Regions from separate parts of the Homo sapiens genome. Here region 2 is linked to region 1. The links are chromatin loops, found by intact Hi-C in ENCODE. Cell type or tissue: ovary. All regions are shown on one strand. Links, peaks and the distances in the headings refer to the core of each region. The heading gives the core; the rest is flanking DNA. Region 1 overlaps SGO2 (shugoshin 2). Region 2 overlaps BZW1 (basic leucine zipper and W2 domains 1).

Region 1 (4,407 bases), core at 208-4,207:
TAAAGGCCAAATCCATTTATAGTTGTAAATGTCCAAGATACTCTCACTGTTATTTCCCAAAGTATGAAACTTTCTTTATTCCTTCATGCTATTTCTATGGATCATGTACTCAGTTATATATTGTTTTTAAATTCCATAAAAATACCAGTTAGAAAATACTTCACTGGCTAAGTAAAAAACGAAAACAAAAAACAAAACACTTCTAAAACTTTATCATTTCATAATGGTTATTAACCTACCTATTCCTGATTTTTGGGTTCTCCGGTTGACTTTAAATTTCATCTTGTTCATCTTCTCATGCTCATCATCACTTACTTGAAAGGCTGGGGAGCACTCCAAGGCAAAATTTTCTTTTATTATCACATTTTTACCAGAAGAAACGCTCAAAGGTACTAAACCTTCACGAACACTGTCAAAGGAAGAATCTTGTATGTTAGGTGAATGTATCTCAGACAAAGATCTAAATGCCTTTGTGTAAAAGTCTGGCTTATTTTTGACCATTTTCTCATTCTCCAAATTGTTTTCCTTATCAGCTTGTTCAGATACAGTAGACTTTCCCTGAACGCTGTCAAGTATTCTTTCCATTACTTCATGGCTCTCTGGAGAAGGATCTATGGAGGTCTTCCTTTTCTTTGACTTAGATGTCATTTTATTTACCTTTTTAACCTGACACTCTCCTTCTTTTATTTCTTCCACAAAAGGGAGATCTTTTTTATTCAAAGTGGTAGTGCTTTGCTTCTGAGTCTTACATAGTTCAACTGGGTTTCCTGGATCAGAATCTGCTTCACTAGTAATATGTTTTAAATCAGATTCTAAGGAGATAGATGTCTGTGAAGATTCTGTTAACTGTGAAGCAAGTTTGTTCTTAGCTTTTGTCAAAATGTTCTTTGCCTTGCATGATGATTCTTTCTTACGTTTTTTAACTACTTTGTAGGAATCTAAAATTTGATCACAACTTTCCTTTTCATTACTGTTGACTTCCATATAGTGTTTATTGATAATGTCTTGGCATTCAAGTTTTTGTTTAGATTTATTTACTTTAAAATCAAGATCTTTTGTATAGCTTTCTTGGACATGTGCATCTTTATCATTATCCTCATATATCTGGTTCATTTCAGAAATTATTTCTGTCTTCCAATTCACTTTATTCCTGAGCTTATTTATTTTTGATTCATTTTGCTCAGCAGATTTCCTATCAGTAACATACTTTTTCAACTCCAATATATTCTGGGTGTCATAATCACATAAATTTCCATTATCTTTGATGAGAAGATCAACTGTTTGAAATTCATTTGTGACTTGTAGATTTTCAGAAATTGTTTCTTTATCCTTTGGGGTTAGAGAGAAGAAGTTATCTTTTTCTAGGTCATGTACACCTTTGTTATCATTCTCATATATTTGGTTGGTTTCAGGAATTATTTCTGACTTTTGACATACATTTAGTCTAGGCTTCTTACCTATTTTTGAATCATTTTGACAAGCAGGTTGCATATCATGGCCATGTTTCACCCCCAAAACATTTTGAATCTCAGAATCATACAGGTTTCCACTATCTTTGGTAGAAAGAGCAGGTGTTTCAAACTCACTTGGGTCTTCTAGGTTTCCAGGGATGATTTCCTTATCTTTTTGCGTTAAAAAGAGTGAGTGACTTTTAACTGTGTATTCTATACTTTTGTCATTATCTAAATGATTCACTTCAGAAATTATTTCTGTCTTCCGATTTACTTTCTGCCTAAGCTTCTTATTAACTTTTGATTCATTTTGCTGAACGGGGTACATATTGGTGATCTGCTTTTGCAAACCCAACACATTCTGGGTCCTATAGTCACATTGATTTTCATTATCTCTAGTAGAAAGAGCTGGGATTTGAAGCTCTTTGGAAACTTCTATGTTTTCAGAGATAGGTTCTTTATCCTCTTGGGTTTTGAAAAAAAAATTACCTTTTTTTAGGCCATGCACCACATCTTTATCATTATCCTCATACATGTGGTTCATTCCAGAAATTATTTCTGTCTTCCGGTTTACTTTCTTTCTAAGCTTATTAATGTTTGATTCATTTTGCTCTGAGGGTTGAATATCAGTGACATACTTTTTCAAATCCAATATATTGTGGGTCCCATAATCACATAAATTTCCATTATCTTTGGTGGAAAGATTGGCTGTGTGAAATTCATTTGTGACGTCTAGGTTTTCATAAATGGTTACTTTATCCTTTTGGTTTGGGAGTAAGTTATCTTTTTCTAATTTGTGAATCACAAATGTCTGTCTAGAAGCTTTACTTTTATTACAAGTTAGGGAATTCTGACCCTTATCAAATTTACTCTCCTGGTGAAATTTACCTGAACTTTGGGATAAAGAGTATGTTTCCTCTTGCTCATTTGTTATTCTTTTCTCCTTTTTATTACACAGTACATTTTCTCTGTCACCTTGTTCAAAGCCAGTTTGAAGGGTCATTTTCTTTAGTTCATTCACCTGAGCCAGCTGTTCATTCATCTGAGCCAGCTGTTCATTATTGAAAATAAAACCGGGATCTTCTGCACCCCTTTTGCCATCCAGGACATCAGATCTTTCTGTCCTGTTTTCAATCTTTTCCCCAATATCGACATCTGAACTATTTTTAAACTGTCTCTTTGATCTTTCTCTCTTTTTTTCAGAGCTGGAATCTTTCACTTTTCTGAAAGTTTTCATTCCATGTTCATTTGTTTTTTTATTACTTTTCTTTTTAATGCCTGTTGAGACTGTGACAATTTTGCTGACTTCACTAGCAGTTAAATCCATGTCAGCATCATACACAGTTTTCTGCAATTGAAAGTCATCATTATCCTCAATTTGATTCATGCACTCTGCATTAGGTTCTCTGGCAGACTCAGAAGATAAGCCAGGAAGATCCTGTTTATTTCTTTGCATTTCAGTATTTGTTTCATTAGTATGACCATTTATCTCATTATTGCAATTTAATTCTGGACTTGAAATGTGTTGTTTATCTAAAACTGTTGCACAGGGAGTGTCTGCAGAAAGATTATTTGATTCCCAAGATGACCCACGCTTCTTCCTTTCAGTCACATTACTAGGAGATGGTTTCTCCCATCTGCGGCCAATAGACTGGGCGTTTCTCATCTCACTCATTAGAGAAGTCTTAGAACTTTGGTCTGAGTGGGAATGGCTTTCTATTAAGAAAAGGAAAACAAAACTCAGAAACAAGTAATGAAATAAATAAGTTACCTTAAACAAATTAGATTCGAAATCAAGCTGTTTCACAGATATAATTTCTGACAATGTGTTCTGATCAGATCCTAATATTACTAAGAATCTATGCTTATAAGAAAATAAGTTAGAAATGATGAATACTCCTAAATCACATTTTACATTTGTATCTACAGAAAATATATACTGAGAATTCTGCCTCAGCCCCAACAGTAGAGTGGAGTACAGCCAACAGTAGAACCATTAGCATACATTTCTAGAGTGAAAGGAGGCCAGCAAATGAACCCAAATAATAGTGATAGCTCTGAAAAGGATTGCTATCAAAGACTATCAACAGGCAGCTAAAATTTATATAAATTATATATACATATATTAATATATGTTTGTATGTGTGTAAATATATACACACATGTATATATGTATACTGTATACATTATATGTATACCATATATATGTGTGTATATATGTGTGTGTGTATATATTATATACATATACATATGCCCACACACACACACACACACACACACACACACATTTTCAGAAAGGAAAAACAATTCTAAGCTCTAAATTCAAAATTGTTATAGTTCCATATCCCAGTCTGAAAATCTATGGCAAATCTGTAAGCACCAGACTACACCACAGATTATCATTTAGGAATACTATGTAAATAAAATGTAAATGCCATCTTTTTTCTTGCTCAACCATTACCCAGACTCAAGTTTTTGCTTTACCATTAATTAACTGGTGATGATCTTCAAAGAGTCTCTATACCTATCTAGGCCCCCAATTTTCATATCTACAAAAAAAGAGGGTAAAACTAAGTAAATATATGGTATCTTTCAAATCATAAGCTAAGATATTGAGAAAAGCTCATTAGGTCCATTTATTTCTAAATATTTCTTCCAGAGTAACAGTATTAGGCCACTGTGGGTGTGATGTTTGTCAGCATATTTACTTTAAAATTAAATCTATCACCAGCAGTTTTAAATGGCAGAAGTTAGCAAATCGGTAACATAAGAGAGCTAACTTATTAACTGTTATACATAATTGCCCTCAGGAAGAACATCTGATGAATGTAACTAATACAAATACTCAAAATGAATTTTTAAAACAATCTCACCTCTGGGAGGTACATCAACTATAGAAGAAATATGTTCTGAATCATCTAAACCATATACATTTTGATTATTTTCTTTAAGAAAT
Region 2 (4,407 bases), core at 136-4,135, 260 kb before region 1:
GCTGGTTGTTGGTCATATCTGCTTGCCTTCTTCCAACAGTTGGATATTTTTCATTTGCCATTAACTCTCCTCTCTTGTTCTTAGAAGTTGATAATATTTATACTGTTACTACAAAGGATTTTGTGAGATTCACTGAATACTTGACCAGTCACACAAAGCATGATTATCATTCACTACTGGGCTATAAGGATTTCAGCTACTATCTTGCTTCTCCTTTTTTATAGTTGCTAAAGCAGGCATCATAATGATGGCTGCTGGCACTTAAATTACCTTCCACCAGTTCCTATCAAACATAAAAACCTGTATTTATGGCTGGGCGCGGTGGCTCACGCCTGTAATCCCAGCCCTTTGGGAGGCCGAGGCGGGTGGATCACCTGAGGTCGGGAGTTCGAGACTAGCCTGACCAACATGGAGAAACCCCATCTCTACTAAAAATACAAACAAAATTAGCCGAGTGTGGTGGCACATGCCTGTAATCCCAGCTACTTTAAGTAGAACTTCTCAACTGCCCCATGTAGTTGAGACTGTCATTTTATCACTGGGTAAAATGATACCATTTTTTTCCCCCAGAGATGGGGTCTCACTATGTTGCCCAGGCTGGAGGGCAGTGGCTATTCTCACATATGATCATAGCTCACTATATCCTCGAACTCCTGGACTCAAGCAATTCTTTATCTCAGCCTCCCCAGTAGCTGAGATTACAGGTGTGTGCCACTGTGCCCAGCAATGATATCATTTAATCAAAATTAGATTGCCATTCTCATTTTACAGGTTCAGGAAACAAGATTCAGAGGCTAAATTATTTGCCCAGTCACACAGCTAACAGATGGAGACAGATCTTTCTCCATTAGACTGTAGGTATGCACTGTTTTGTTCAGATATTAGGCATTTGCAAACCATATTTTATCAGCAAGTGCAATTTGTCTTTCACGGTATCCTAATAATTTACAGATTATATTCTTGAGACTGGACTCTCCAATTTGCCAGTCCCTCCCACATCCTTTCGTTTTGCATTCAGCCTACTCTTCCTTTCCTATCTCCTCCTATGGGCTTGAATCTTGGGGTCCAGTGCTGTTCATTACCATAGTCTTAAAGCTCAGCAGAGGGCCTGACAGTGTATGTTTCACATTTGCTGACTGCCAGCTTCTCATCCTGTCTTGGTCACATCAAGCAATACTAACCACAGGGCACAAATAGCTTTCATCTAATCTTGTCTAAGAAAAGTTGCTTCCTAATACTTGGAATTCACATAACAGTTTTCATTCTACAAGCAAACATCCCTCCTAGTTGTCTTTTTAATAACAGTATTAAGCGTGACACCTACAGTCCCAGCCACTGAGGTGCGAAGATTGCTTGAGCCCAGGAGTTTGAGGCTGCACTCAGCTATGATCATGTCAGTCTGGGTGACAGGACAAGACCACCTCAAAAAACAAAACACAAATGGTATTAACTGATGGGCTTTATAATCTTTTTCCTATCTTCACTATTCCCTGGATACTAATCCAGTCAGTAACCAGCTTGTTCAATTACCTGCAGGTTTGGATGTGACAAGCTCTGCCAACTACACAGCACATAGTGACGAAGAGGAAAAGGCAGATGAAGCTGAATAGTTCATGAAAGACCACCTAGGCAAAGACAAAGATTTTAAACTGGTAAACTACATCCAAAGACCACTCTTGCTGTTAAAAGATGAGATACACAAAAGTGGATGCAAAAATCACTTAGTAACTAGGTAAGATGCTGGTGGCCTGAACTGCGGTGGCATTTGAGATTACTTTGGAGTTAAAGTGGACAGGACTTGAAGCATTCTGGAGTAGATCACATTCATCTCTTTTGAATTAAACACTGGCATTTTTGGAACATGTACCAACAGTTTGAAGTACATGAGCCATACAAATGCAAAAATGAGACTGGAGAAAAAAATATCTGGAAGCACAGGCCCTTACATCATATTTAAAACACTGAGCAAAATGGGAAAGGTCAAGGACTGAGGCCTTAGTGTACAACCAACTGAACAGTCATTGCTTTTCTCTACATTAACAAGGAGTCTCATGAAATTTTATTCCATTTCAAGGGTACAGACAAGAAGCAAGTTTCACAGTTAAACACAGAAATAACGCAGCAATAGAATTACTGGCTTGGATGGCTGTATTTGAGGTTTTTTAGAGTGCCAAGAGCTAAATGAGTTACCAGCTATCCAGTTTTCTCCATTCTGTGTGCCGTCCTGGGCGCCATTGCTCCTAACTAGAATGGAAATGAGGTGTATTTACAGAGAAAATATTTTGTTCTTCAAATGCCAGAGACTGTTGAGTATCTTTTTGAAGTCATAGAGGCTTCAGTCTATAAATGAATCACTTATTTCCAACAGGTTTATCTCTAACTTTTAAGCATAGCCTTCAGGATTTCAGATTAAAAAAAAAAAAGCTGTAAACTATTTTTGTCCTTAAGAATATTAGCATGAACTAGCTCCTAGCTTGTTTTGCCAAGGTATTTTTAAATGGTTACACTGACTGGAAACAGAACAGCTCAATTATATTTGATTAACGTTGTAGCACCCCAAATGCACTACACAACCACCAACATTCTAATCATACCACAGTTTAACAAGCTATCAGTCCTTCTGGATAAGATGACAAAGCAAGGGATTCTGCAGATTTTAACCACTGTCCCCACTAGAGCACTATAGTAGTTGCCACAAGCAGTTAAGCCTTTAACAACTGAGGTTCTGATTCAAGGTTACTAAAATGACAGTGATTGAGTACATTTAAAAATACCTTAGCCGGGCTTGGTTGGTGGGCGCCTGTAATCCCAGCTAGGAGGCTGAGACAGGAGAATGGTGTGAACCCCCAAGGCGGAGCTTGCAGTGAGCCGAGATTGTGCCACTGCACTCCCGCCTGGGCGACAGAGCGAGACTCTGTCTCAAAAAAAAAAAAAAAAAAAAAAAAAAAAAAAAAAATATCTATCTATCTATCTATCTATCTATCTATCTATATCTTCATCCCATCAACTCATTAAGAACTGAGACTATACTCCTAGCATAAAGATGAAAGGATGATAAGTACACTGGAAAATAAAAATAATTAGATTTGAAATGACTGTTAATTGCCTCTAGTTAAGCTGGGAGAAAAAAGTGAAGAGAAAGGAGTCAGAAAGCCTTTCTGATCCAGTTTCATATAATTATGTCTAAGATTGTTCAGATATTAATCCACTTAAGAGTTTTTGGACAAAAGCCAATTATAAACTCATTACTCCAAAGACAAAGGTACTTGTCACATCATCCAGATTCCACTTAAATCAAGTCCACTGAAAACCTTTTTATTCCTGGTATTTTAACCTGTAGGCCTTAGTAGGCTGGGGAATAGAAAAACTTCGTATTGATACTAGAGGACTAATACTGAGCATGAAAAATCATAGCAAGGCAATTTACCAGAATTTGCAAATACTTATCAACCTATTTTATATGGCACCTGTAGACAGCATCTGAGGAATATTTGTACAAAGGTAATTTGGTAATTTAAGTAACACTGTACACTAAAACTTTGGCATCTACATTACATTTAAAGCCAACCAATAGTTGTCAGTTCCTGCAAGCAGCCTACTTCAGTATGAGAGCAGAGGTTTATCAGTGTTATGCCTACAACTTTAATTCATTCATCTAGAGGATTTTCACTGATTTTTATAGAAAGAACCCAAATGATTCTACTTAGTAATACATTTATAATCAAGAAAGAATCTGTTAAGACCTTGAAAGACAGCAGGAAATGCTTTGTCTGTTGCCTGTGGTGGGGTAAGGAACAAAGCACAACTGGTGAAAGATTGGCTGAAAATGAATTTCGTCTACTTTCTATTGACCCTGACAGAAAAAATACTACTTCACTGTATAAACATAAAGACATGCCTGCCAATGCAAAGGTCTATCACTAGGTCTTCTTCCCTTTTAAAAAATATTAGAGCATGCATTCTCAATGGGGGTCAATCACTACCAAGGATTTAAAAAAAAAAAATTGGTTGGGCATGGTGGCTCACGCCTGTAATCCCAGCACTTTGGGAGGCCAAGGCAGGCAGACCACGAGGTCAGGAGTTTGAGACCAGCCTGATCAACGTGGTGAAACCTCTACTAAAAATACAAAAATTAGCCAGGGGTGGTGGTGGCCGCCTGTAATCCCAGCTACTCAGGAGGCTGAAGCAAGAGAATCGCTTGAACCCAGGAGGCAGAGATTGCAGTGAGCTGAGATCATGCCATTGCACTCCAGCCCAGGTAACAGAGTGAGACTGTCTCCAAAACAAAAACAAAAACATTTTACTCTTTTCATGTACAAAGCACAGAAACAGTACATACACAGCGTATCTATGGTAATAAAATTTATGGGGGACTCTATTAGAAAAAAGTCTAGCTGGGCGCGGTGG

What was found. Peaks named below come from ENCODE experiments on the same cell type or tissue, not always from the same donor. Only the 100,000 strongest peaks of a DNase experiment are listed, where the experiment ranks them.
Region 2: a loop joins it to region 1, with 8 times the contacts of the local background. A loop is called at or near these places in 9 of 110 quality-filtered maps.

Annotation. Positions count from the first base shown.
Region 1 is chr2:200,569,810-200,574,216 of GRCh38, reverse strand. It overlaps SGO2 (shugoshin 2), which reads right to left. Exons shown (of 9, transcript NM_152524.6): 6 at 4,325-4,407; 7 at 240-3,167. Among named protein-coding and RNA genes, the nearest start is that of AOX1, 14 kb to the left of the region's middle. In ovary, for the core only: no CTCF peak of the experiment used is centred there; no DNase peak of the experiment used is centred there.
Region 2 is chr2:200,824,957-200,829,363 of GRCh38, reverse strand. BZW1 (basic leucine zipper and W2 domains 1) reads right to left here. Exons shown (of 12, transcript NM_001207067.2): 12 at 2,026-4,407. Among named protein-coding and RNA genes, the nearest start is that of BZW1-AS1, 15 kb to the right of the region's middle. In ovary, for the core only: no CTCF peak of the experiment used is centred there; no DNase peak of the experiment used is centred there; H3K27ac peaks cover 3,270 bases.